2 separate regions of the Homo sapiens genome follow, and region 2 is linked to region 1. The links are chromatin loops, found by intact Hi-C in ENCODE. Cell type or tissue: ascending aorta. All regions are shown on one strand. Links, peaks and the distances in the headings refer to the core of each region. The heading gives the core; the rest is flanking DNA.

Region 1 (5,391 bases), core at 98-5,097:
AGAATTTTCTGGAAGGCCTTTTCAGATTTAGGAACCATGGAAAATCAGTCATTATTTAGTAATCAAGAGAATTAAATGCTTTTATTTTGCTGAGCCTGATCTACCTAGTGAATGTTTTATTTCTCTCCGTGTGTGTATTTCATTTTGCAAATATAAGTATTATTCTGTGTACTGCTTTATTAGTTATAATTCATGTATCATTTTGTAACAGAGAAGTATCTTAAAATTATAATGTTTGCACAAGATTCTCTGTGATGATTGAACCAAGAAGGGATGTAGGAAACAGGTAGGGTGCCTGATGATTTAATATTTCATCTTAAAGACAAAGGAGAATAAAAACAGTCCATTTGTATTTGGCTGCTTTTATGTTACTGGCAAGAACAGTCAGAAGCTCCCCATTTTCAACTGGTGGTTGGGTGTCCAAGGAATTCTTGAGTTTGTTATTTCATATGAAGGATGTGCCAGATAAAAACCCTTAGAGACCGAAAGTTTCCTTGTTTAGTCACAAGACAAACTTGCTCTTTTCTTGTAGCAAACTATATTACTACCCTTTGTCTGACTTGTTGATTTCGAGTTGGAGGGCAGTGTCCATTGGTCCATGTCAGTCACTAGTGCACCTAATAAAAGGCCTAACAGATATTTAGGTTGTCAGTGTTTGCATGCTAGTTGGTTAAGCCATCTGAATTGGATTTGATTGATGACCTCGCTTGCCCTTAAGAAGAGGGTTTGTGACCACAAGCCACAGAAAATGACATGTAAGATCAATTGATGGTTAGTAAGTTAAAAAACATCCCATCACCCATTTTGTGTGAATATTGTATTGCTATGGGTTTTACTTGGGAACATATAAAAAGGTTACCACATACTCCAATATGTGTTTTTCCTACATTTCAGTAACACCTGAATGGAAATCTAACATGAGGACTGTTGAAATTATTTTTTTCAAATGGGGAAGGGAGAAGAAGGTTAATAATTTTCCATACTCAGATTAGAAAGGTCACGACCATATCAGTTCAAAGAAGAGAATGCATGTGCTCATGGCTGGTTACCAGGTGAATTTTGCAAACATTTTATTATATACATAGTTGATTTTTTTTCCTTCCTGGGAAACTTATATCCATGAATCTGGAGTTTTACATTTTGGAGCTACATTTTTTGGTCCCTTCTACCTATATTATTTTTAAAAGATATCTTTATTTTAAAATTGAGCAACTTGAAGTGTATGTGTGTGTGTGTGTGTGTGTGTGTGTGTATACACATACCTGTATTGTAAATAAGAAAGGTGCTTAATAAGTTTGTCTTAAAACTCATGAAAGCTTGGCGTAAAATCTCACACTAATCACTATGGATGAGAATGGCTCTCGTTGAGAAATAAGGGCTGATGGCTTTTTTCTCAATGATCATGTTAAAAATATATTGAGAGCATTGTAGGACTCCAGATGCTTGGGTTGTGGCTCACAATTTTTACAGAATTAATTTCCAAAATTCTTGATTACTCCAGGAGGAAATTTATTCCAAAAGTAAGCTGTGTGCTTCCTTCTTAAATTTAAAAATTAATGCATCAAAGGTGTAATAAAAATCATCTCTTACAATTAGAGGTCCTAAAGAAATGTTTGAATTATTATGGCAATTAGAAGGGTACCTTACTTAAGATTTTGAGAGTTTTGTTGCTAGCAAAGCAGAGAAATAAAAAGTTAATTACTTTTGTAAGGGAAAACTTGGGAATATAGGTATGTCCCTGTACCTTTTCAGATATGTAAACAATATTTAGGTATTTTTACAGAGAATTGAGAAAAAGTACAGGCACTGACACTACTACAACCATAGTAGAAGACACTACTACAAAGATAGTAAAGGACAACTTTCTATGTAGATAAATATCAGTTATTTGGAGTTTATTATCTGAAAATATTTTGATAATTTCTTCCCATTTCTTTCAAGATAAAAATTAAGTTTTAATAGCAGATATCTTGCTTAGAATCAAGTACATTTTAGTGACTTGGCATTTATTCATTATTCGTTTATTTAGTTTATCACTTTTTTTTTTTTTTGAGACAGAATCTCTTTCTGTTGCCCAGGCTGGAGTGCAAGGCATGATCACGGCTCACTGCAATCTCCGCCTCCCAGGTTCAAGCAATTTTCATGCCTCAGCCTCCCGAGTAGCTGGGATTACAGGCATGCGCCACCACATCCAGATAATTTTGTATTTTTAGTAGAGACGGGGGTTTCACCATGTTGGTCAAGCTGGTCTTGAACTCCTGACCTCAAGTGATCCACCTACCTCAGCCTCCCAAAGTGCCAGGATTACAGGCATGAGCCACCGTGCCTGGCCCTTGCTTGTAGACTTTCATTCTCTGGTTCCATACTCCACAATATTATCAGCCCTATCTCTCAAAAATAGCATTGGTTATATTATAGCATCAATTAATTACATTGACATAAAATTAAAATGTCTCTACTTGTCACTTCTTGTAATATTACCTAATTTTGTTTTTCTCTAATTTTTCATAATTTATACACCTAATTTATTACCTTTCACGGGCTCATGTGTTTCCTATTTAAAGTCTGAAATGTGGCCAGGTGCAGTGGCTCATGCCTGTAATCCCAACACTTTGGGAGGCTGAGTTGGGAGGATCACTTGAAGCCAGGAGTTCAAGACCATCCTGGGCAACATGGTGAAACCCCATCTCTACCAAAAAATATGAAAATTACCAAGTGTTGTGGCGCACGCCTATAGTTCCAGCTACTTGGGAGGCTGAGGTGGGAGGATTGCTTGAGCCCTGGGAGGCAGAGGCTGCAGTGAGCAGAGATCGCGCCACTCCACTCCAGCCTGGGTGACAGAGTAAGACCTTGTCTAAAAAAAAAAAAAAAAAAGAAGTCTGAAATGTAAGTCATTTGTATCTGTTCAAATGATATAAGGTGGTATCAAGCATTCTTACACATGATGGTGGTCTTAGAAAATCATTTAGAGGATGCTAGGAGAAAAATTGAGCTGCCATCTGGAGAGGCTGCTGGATTGGCGACTCCCTCCTATCATTGGTTTACTCTCTCCAGGTGCCTTACTAAAGAGAATCAACAAAGAGAGAAGGACTTTGCTCAGTACCTTCTGCCTTAGAGGCCTGTCTGGTCATCTGCTGCCAGCTCTTTCCAGGGAGAGATGAGGAGCAGCAGGCCTGTGCTCTCAAGCCCTCAGGGAATGCACTGCCTCCAGTGGGACAGAGTGGAGCTGTTGCTTGTGTCATTGCTGCAGCACATTATTTGAAACTGACCTCAAGACTTGGATTTGCTCAGTTTATTTTTAGAAGTAATGACAGTATAGCACTTTGAGGCCTGAATGTTATTTCTAGACAAGAGTAATACTGTTTTTCTGAGAAGTAGAATTTCAGGATTTCAAATGGATTTTTTGGTAAATATTTCTGAAGCTTTTCCAGTAACTGAGACTTTCTGGGCAGAAAGGCAAGATGGGACATAGTGTGCATCCTCTGTTCTTGCTGACCTCAGTATCTCAGAGTGTGACTAGACGCTGTTACCGAGCAGCTGCATAGTCATCTTCTTCCCTTGTTCTGAGCAAGTCCTCTGTTACACAAAGAAGAAAAAAGCAATCATTCTTTTCAGTCATTTACCTTCCAACTTACTAAATTTGAAATTATAATTATACATACAGTACATACAAGGTTGTCTGTAGGGAGTATATTTGTTTTTATGTCTTATATTCTGGCATGTATATGAGTTTGCCTAAGAGATTTGGAGATACATACACATGCATACATACATGTGTCTGACTTTTTATGTAAATATATTTTGTATGACGTGTTAATTTATATGATACATGGCTATCCAATGTGGTTATCTCTACAAAGAAATGTACTCACAGATGCATTTAATTTTTACAGATACAATTTTCATTAGCTTTCTAACTGAAGTCCCTGCCTGTAGACTTTCATTCTCTGGTTCCATTGTGTACTCCACAGTGTCATCAACCCTGATTTTCAAAAACAGCATTCATAGCCAGCAGTTTTGTCTTGCTTCCTATATGCCAGGCACTGTTCTAACTTTTTATATATAAATCTCTCAACAATTCCATGAGGTAGGTGCTGTTAACATCCTCATTTTACAAAAGAAGAAACTGAGGTACAGAGAGGTCAAAAAGCTCACTCTAGGTCAGAAACAATCCTAAGTGGTAAAGTCAGTCTGAACCCAGGCAGTCTAACTCTAAAATCTATACTCTTAACTACTATATTGTGTTGCACACAGAATCTGGTTCCTCGTGCCTCTGATCAAAACCGATATTTCCTGCAGCAGAAAATCTTAACATATTAGCACAGGATTAATTTGTTAGCTTTTTATGTTTTTCCCTGCTCACATTTGAGGTTGTTATCCACAGACAAGTATATCAAACTATTGCTGTTCTCCAAACCTTCCAGATAGTTTTCTGACTCTGTGATGTTAATCATGCTATTCCTTTTATCTGAAATTTACTTCATCTTTTTCTACCCAGAAAACGCCTATTTATTCTTCAAAGCCCATATCAGCCTTCACAACTCTTTTATGCATTGTTGTAAAATTGTATTTTCTCTCATCTGTGTTTCCGTAGCACTTAATAAGTAACTCCGGTTTTGGTGCTTCTTTCATTGTATGGTGGTGTTTATTTGCCCTTAAGTGTCATGTGCTCTTCATTGGGAGTACCATCTCCCCTCTGCTGATTTCATTCAACTGTCTAGTAACCAGATTCACCTCTCAGCCATGTTCCTGTATCATCAGTGCTGCTCTGCGGTGCCCTGTCTGGTTTTCAGTCACAGTTTCCTGTGCAGGTGGTGGAGGATTTTGAAATGCTTGAAACTGAACCATTACACCCACTTGAGATAGTTTCTTTTGTCTGTGTATGATAGGAGGTGGGTGGGGAAAAATAAGTGCACACAGCCTATTACCTGGAGTTGAGATCACCAATTAAATGTCATGAATAGGGTAAGATAACACATATTAGTTGTGTTTAAAATATTTTGCTCCTTAGATTTTTATTCACTCTTCACTTTAATTTAGAAAGGCAGTTTTCAGATGTTGGATGAGCATTGACTAATTTCCAAATACCTTTTTATTTGTTTTCTGCATTATAGATCATGTGACTCAAATGTATTTAGGGTAGCTAGCAGATGATTGAACATGATGAAACTATGAGTCTTTTATTTATCTAAGTAAAGCAGTGAATGCAGATGGGTTTATTATAGTCATAGGGCCCCATGTACTTTAGTCCTTATTTCATCCAGCAAAACTTCGATGACTAATTTTGACTTCAATTGAGGAATATTTTATTTAAAACATTTGCTTAGAATAATAGTCATTGTAAAGGAACACTTTTCATGTGTTTACTGAACCAAATGCTAAGATGATACA
Region 2 (5,391 bases), core at 269-5,268, 240 kb after region 1:
CTTGCTATTGAGGCTGTTGTTTTAGTTTTGTTGTTGTTTCTTCATTTTGACCTTTAAGAGCGACACACTCATTTCTTACGTATCTTTTAGGTTTGAAAGTCCTGATAGAGCTACTCAGCCTAAATTATCGGTTTCAGAACTACTGTATAGATCAGAGAGAATGACACAAGAATGCAAAAGGATCCATTTTTCTTTATAACCCCACCTTAGCTGTTATTTTTGTTATATGGGTACTAGCAGAAGAAAAAGAGAAAGAAAGAAAGAAGAAAGAAAGAAAGAAAGAAAGAAAAGAAAGAAAGAAAGAAAGAAAGAAAGAAAGAAAGAAAGAAAGAGAAAGAAAGAGAAAGAAAGGAAGGAGAGAGAGAGAGAAAGAAAAGAAGGAAGGAAGAAGGAAGGAAGAAAGAAAGAAAGAAAGAAAGAAAGAAAAGAAAGAGAAAGAAAAAAGGAAAGAAGGAAAGCGAAAGAGAAAGGAAGAAAGAAGAGAAAGAAAGAGAGAGAAAGAAAGAAAGAAAAGGAAATGCCTCATTTTCAGAAGCCCAGATAAATGGATAGCTTATAGATGCTATCCAGTCTAACAGCTAATTTTGTAAGTGAGAAATCCCAAGAAATGGAATAGCCATTGTCCATTTAAAAACTGGAATGGAAACAGGATGAATTTATGAAACCTAGAGCAGTGTTTCTCAATTTCGTCCCAGGACCACTTTACACTCCTAAATGTAATTCATAACCTCATAAAGCTTCTCTCTGTGTAGGTTATATTTATTGATATTTGCCATTTAAAAAAATGAAAACTAAAAAATTTTCAAACACAAAAATATTCAAGCACATTGTCCATTAGCTCTCAGAGGAATGATGTCACAACACTTTTTTTTTTTTTTAAGACAGGGTCTCACTCTGTGGCCCAGGCTGGAATGCAGTGGCTCAATCATGGCTTTCTGCAACCTTGACCTCCTTGAGCTCAACTGATCCTCTCACCTCAACCTCCTAAGTAGCTGGGACTACAGGCATGCACCACCACCACACCCAGCTAATTTTTATATCTTTTGTAGAGATGGGGTTTTGCCATATTGCCCAGGCTGGTCTTGAACTCCTGGATTCAAGCGATCCACCCACCTTGACCTCTCAAAGTGCTGGGATTACAGGTGTAAGCCACCGTGTCCAGCCTTGCCACACATTATAGAGCCTCTGGAAAACACTGTACACTCGTGAAGGAATAAGAATGAAACAGGAAGTTAAGGTTTTAGTATTATAATGAAAATAGTTTTAACCTCTTGCAATCCTTGAAAATGTCTCAGGGACCCCGGGATGTTCTTGAATCACACTTTAAGAATGTCTGTGGGCCAGGCACGGTGGCTTACCCATGTAATCCCAGCACTTTGAGAAGCCGAGATGGGTGGATCACTTGAGGTCAGGAGTTCAAGACCAGCCTGGCCAACAGGGTGAAACCCCATGTCTAAGAAAAAAAAAAAATAGCTGGGTGTGGTGGTGGGCACCCGTAATCCCAGCTACTCAGGAAGCTGAGGCAGAGAATCACTTGAACCCGGGAGGTGGAGGTTGCAGTGAGCTGAGACCACACCACTGCACTCCAGCCTGGCAACAGAGAAACTCCGTCTCAAAAAAAAAAAAAAGAAAAAAAAAAGAGCTTCTGTACTAGATAAAATAAGAAAGAGGTACAGAGTAACTAATCAGAAATGTAACCATGTACCTAAATTCTTAACAATCAGGGGACAGACCATTTGGAATCCATCCTCCTCCAATACATTTCTGATGATGGACTATAAACAGTGATTTGGGTGTTAAATAGATAATTAAATTTAGAATAAGAACAAAGGACAAGTAGATATTGATGAACAGAAAAAGATGAAAAATAGATTTGGACAGAAACAGAGAGGGAAAAACAGTCGCCAAACATAGCAATTGACAATATGACTATAGCATTTGGAGGACAGGGGAGAGGTGGGGAAGAAATCAAGCATCCCAAATTATTTAAATTGGCCAAGATGGAGTACGAGGGGCTGGATTTATTCTCCTCCCTGAAATAACTTCAAAAAAGACAAAATCTATAAAACAATGGTTTTCAGACATTGGCTATCAGGCACCACAGGACAGTGAATCCCTCAGAGATAGGAAGAATCAAGGTGAGCCCGGCAATTGCCCTAGCATACAGGCCAGAGGATTTCCAGCCTACAGCACAAGGCGGGTAAAATCCAGGCATTACTCAGCCAAGTACCCAAGTTGAAGAGATAGAGGTGGGAGAACAGGGAGGTCAAAGCGGCTACAATTCATAGGACAATGTGCCAGAGAGAAGAGAACTGCATGGAGAATGCTGTGGAGATTTGCAGAGGATTCTCCTTTAGCCTTCAGCTGAGTACTGATCAGTGAGGCTAGGGAAAAATACACCTGAGATAATTAACTGGCGAGATCCCTGGGGCTCACACAAGCCCAGGAATAGTTTGTGCTCTCACCAGCCAGAGAAAAAAATCCTTGTAATTCACTGGGCATGGGATGCAGTACTCAAAAATGTATTGTCCCTGTAGTGGGAGAATATTAGCCCTAGACTAAAGGCTTCTCCGATCCCACTTGATGATATTAAAAACAAGTCTCAAAAAAGATCAGACTGTTTGCAAGTGGCTTAATGGAGCCCCCAGAAAAAAAATTTAAGAATAATTTACAGGAGTATAAAGTGCCCAGCAACAAATAAGGTAAAATTTACTATGGCGGGCATCCAATAAAAAAAATCATCAGGTGTGAATCATGACAGGAGAAAAACCAATAAAAGAAACAGATCGGGAGAGGACACAAATGACAGAATTAGCAGGCAAAGACATCAAAACAGGTATTACAATTATATTTCATATATTGAAGAAGGTAGAGAAAAAATTGAGCATATCAAATATAAATATTCAAGAATATATGTGTGTGTGTGTCTAAAGAAATACTTTTTATAATTTTTGGATTCAATTTTCTAAGATTTTTTTGAGAATTTTTACATCTATGGTCTTGAGAAATATTGGTGTATAGTTTTCCTTTCTTAAAGTGTCTTTATCTGGTTTTGGTGTTAAGGTAATGCTGGCCTCACAGAATGTGTGCACCCTGCTTCTATTTTCTGGGAGAAATTGTGGAGAATTTGTATTATTTCTTTTTTAAATGTTTGGTAGAATTCTTCAGGGAAACCATGGTCCTGGTGCTTTCTTTTTTTTTTTTTTTTTTTTGAGGTAATTAATTATTGATTCAATTTATGTAATAGATATAGGCCTATTCAGGTTCTCTACTTCTCCTTGTGTGAGTTTTGGTGTTTGTGTCTTTCAAGTAATTGGTCCATTTTCTCTAAGTTATCAAAGTTGCCTGCATAGAGCTGTTCATAGTTTTCCTTTATTATACTTTCAATATCCATATGATCAGTAGTGAGGATCTCTCTTACATTTATGATATGTGTAATTTGTCTTTTTTTTCTTGGTGACAGTAACTTCAAATCTCTGAATTGATTTGTATTTGCTTCTATCTAATAAATCATTAGAAAGTTGTTTCTATCATCAAAAAGTTATTTTATTTTAAAAATAATCCTCCTTGGAGTATACATTGGAATGACTTTCTCCAGATGAAATTCCCAGTTCCTCAGACACTAGTTTGCTCCAGGGTAAAGTACATCCACCAACAATGGATTCTGAACTCATTTTTTTCTAAACTACAACAGGTTAAAATTGCGCTTGAGTGAGTACTGTTTGTTAGTAAAATGGCCAGGGCACATTTTTTGAGGCTGTGTCCCGTGAGGTCATTTGTTGGCAGTCTTACTTTCTGTCAGATAAAATTGTGGTGTAAGGAATGCTCCCATACCATGTATCAAGAAGTTTGCAACTGTCCATAAAAACAAACCAAAAGTTACCGGTCTACAAGTTTAGACAATTCAGTACTCCACACACATTGCCGTGACTCTATTCTCAGTGCCTTGGTCTTCTGCAATTCATCATAACAACATGCAAAGAAAATGTAATGTCAGCCGGGCACAGTGGCTCATGCCTGTAATCCCAGCACTTTGGGAGGCCGAGGCAGGTGGATCACCTGAGACCAGGAGTTCGAGACAAACCTGGCCCATATGGTGAAACCCAGTCTCTACTAAAAACACAAAAATTAGCCAGGCATGGTGATGTGCACCTGTAATTCCAGCTGCTTGAGAGGCTGAGGCAGGAGAATCGCTTGAACCCAGGTGGCAGAGGTTGCAGTGAGCCAAGATCACACCATGCACTCCAGCCTGGGCAACATAGTGAGACTGTTTCAAAAAAAAACAAAAAAAAAGGGAAAGAAAATGTAATGTCTTCCAATAGAAAACACTCTGTGCCACTGCCTAATTCCCTTCAGATTTCTCTAGATGCCAGTAAATAATGATTTTATTATGAGTGGGGGTGTTGTTTCCAGAAGTAGTGAAATCTATTTAAACTTAATTGTCCAAATAAAAATGAAATGAATAATTAGGAGATTTATACTCTCTTAAACTTCACAGAGGACAGGGCATGTAAAATATAAAATCACATCATTTTGAGGTTAATTTTAGGACAGTGCAACTAAATTAACACCAGTATTTTGATCTATTCCTAAAACACAGATATTAAAGTTTTGAGCAAATCTGAAATCAGAGAGGTTAAATGATACTTTTGATATCACTCATTCTGTAGTCCTAGGCAAATTTCCCAATTCTCTCTAACCTCAGTTGTATCTGGAATGGGAGTAATAAAAGTCGGTTGTTATAGAATAAGATAATGGATACAATGCATTTTAATTGAGTGCCTGGTACAAGGGCCTAATAAATATTAATGATGATGATAATGCTGCTGACAATGATAATGATCATGATAATGATGATTAGCGGAACATGTTCAGAGGAAAGCAGGAAGCACATTGCCTACCTTACTTTAATGGTGACTTTAAAAAAGCTTTATTGAAGTCTGCTTCCCATACTATAAAATTCACCCATTTAAAGTGCGCATTTCCATGGTTTGAGTATATTTACAGGGTTGTGCATCACTACTAACTTTAGAGTATTTTCATCATCCCCAGAAGAAACCCCTTATTTAATAGCAATCACTTCCCACTCCAATCCCACCCCAGTCCTAAGCAAGCAACCACCACTAATCTATTTTCTTTCTCTATAGACTTGCTATTTATATAAATAGAATCATACAATATGTGGTCTTCTGTAGCTGGCTTCTTTCATTTAGCATTATGCTTTCAAGGTTCACCCATGTGGTAGCGTCAATCAATATTTCATTTATTTTTATTGCCAAATATTTTTCCACTGTATGGATACATATTTTATGTATTCACTCATCCGTTAATGGACATTTGGGTTGTTCCCACTTTCTGGATATTATATGTAATGCTGCTTTAAACATTCAT

The links. Hi-C counts contacts between places; a loop is a spot of excess contacts. Peaks named below come from ENCODE experiments on the same cell type or tissue, not always from the same donor. Only the 100,000 strongest peaks of a DNase experiment are listed, where the experiment ranks them.
Region 2: a loop joins it to region 1, with 6 times the contacts of the local background. A loop is called at or near these places in 3 of 110 quality-filtered maps.

The regions. Positions count from the first base shown.
Region 1 is chr4:113,682,723-113,688,113 of GRCh38, reverse strand. The region is part of intron 2 of CAMK2D (calcium/calmodulin dependent protein kinase II delta); the gene reads left to right. Among named protein-coding and RNA genes, the nearest start is that of CAMK2D, 76 kb to the left of the region's middle. In ascending aorta, for the core only: a CTCF peak has its summit at 3,208; DNase peaks (open chromatin) are centred at 3,193 and 3,522; H3K27ac peaks cover 4,230 bases.
Region 2 is chr4:113,438,956-113,444,346 of GRCh38, reverse strand. No RefSeq gene overlaps it. Among named protein-coding and RNA genes, the nearest start is that of MIR8082, 290 kb to the right of the region's middle. In ascending aorta, for the core only: no CTCF peak of the experiment used is centred there; no DNase peak of the experiment used is centred there; H3K27ac peaks cover 8 bases.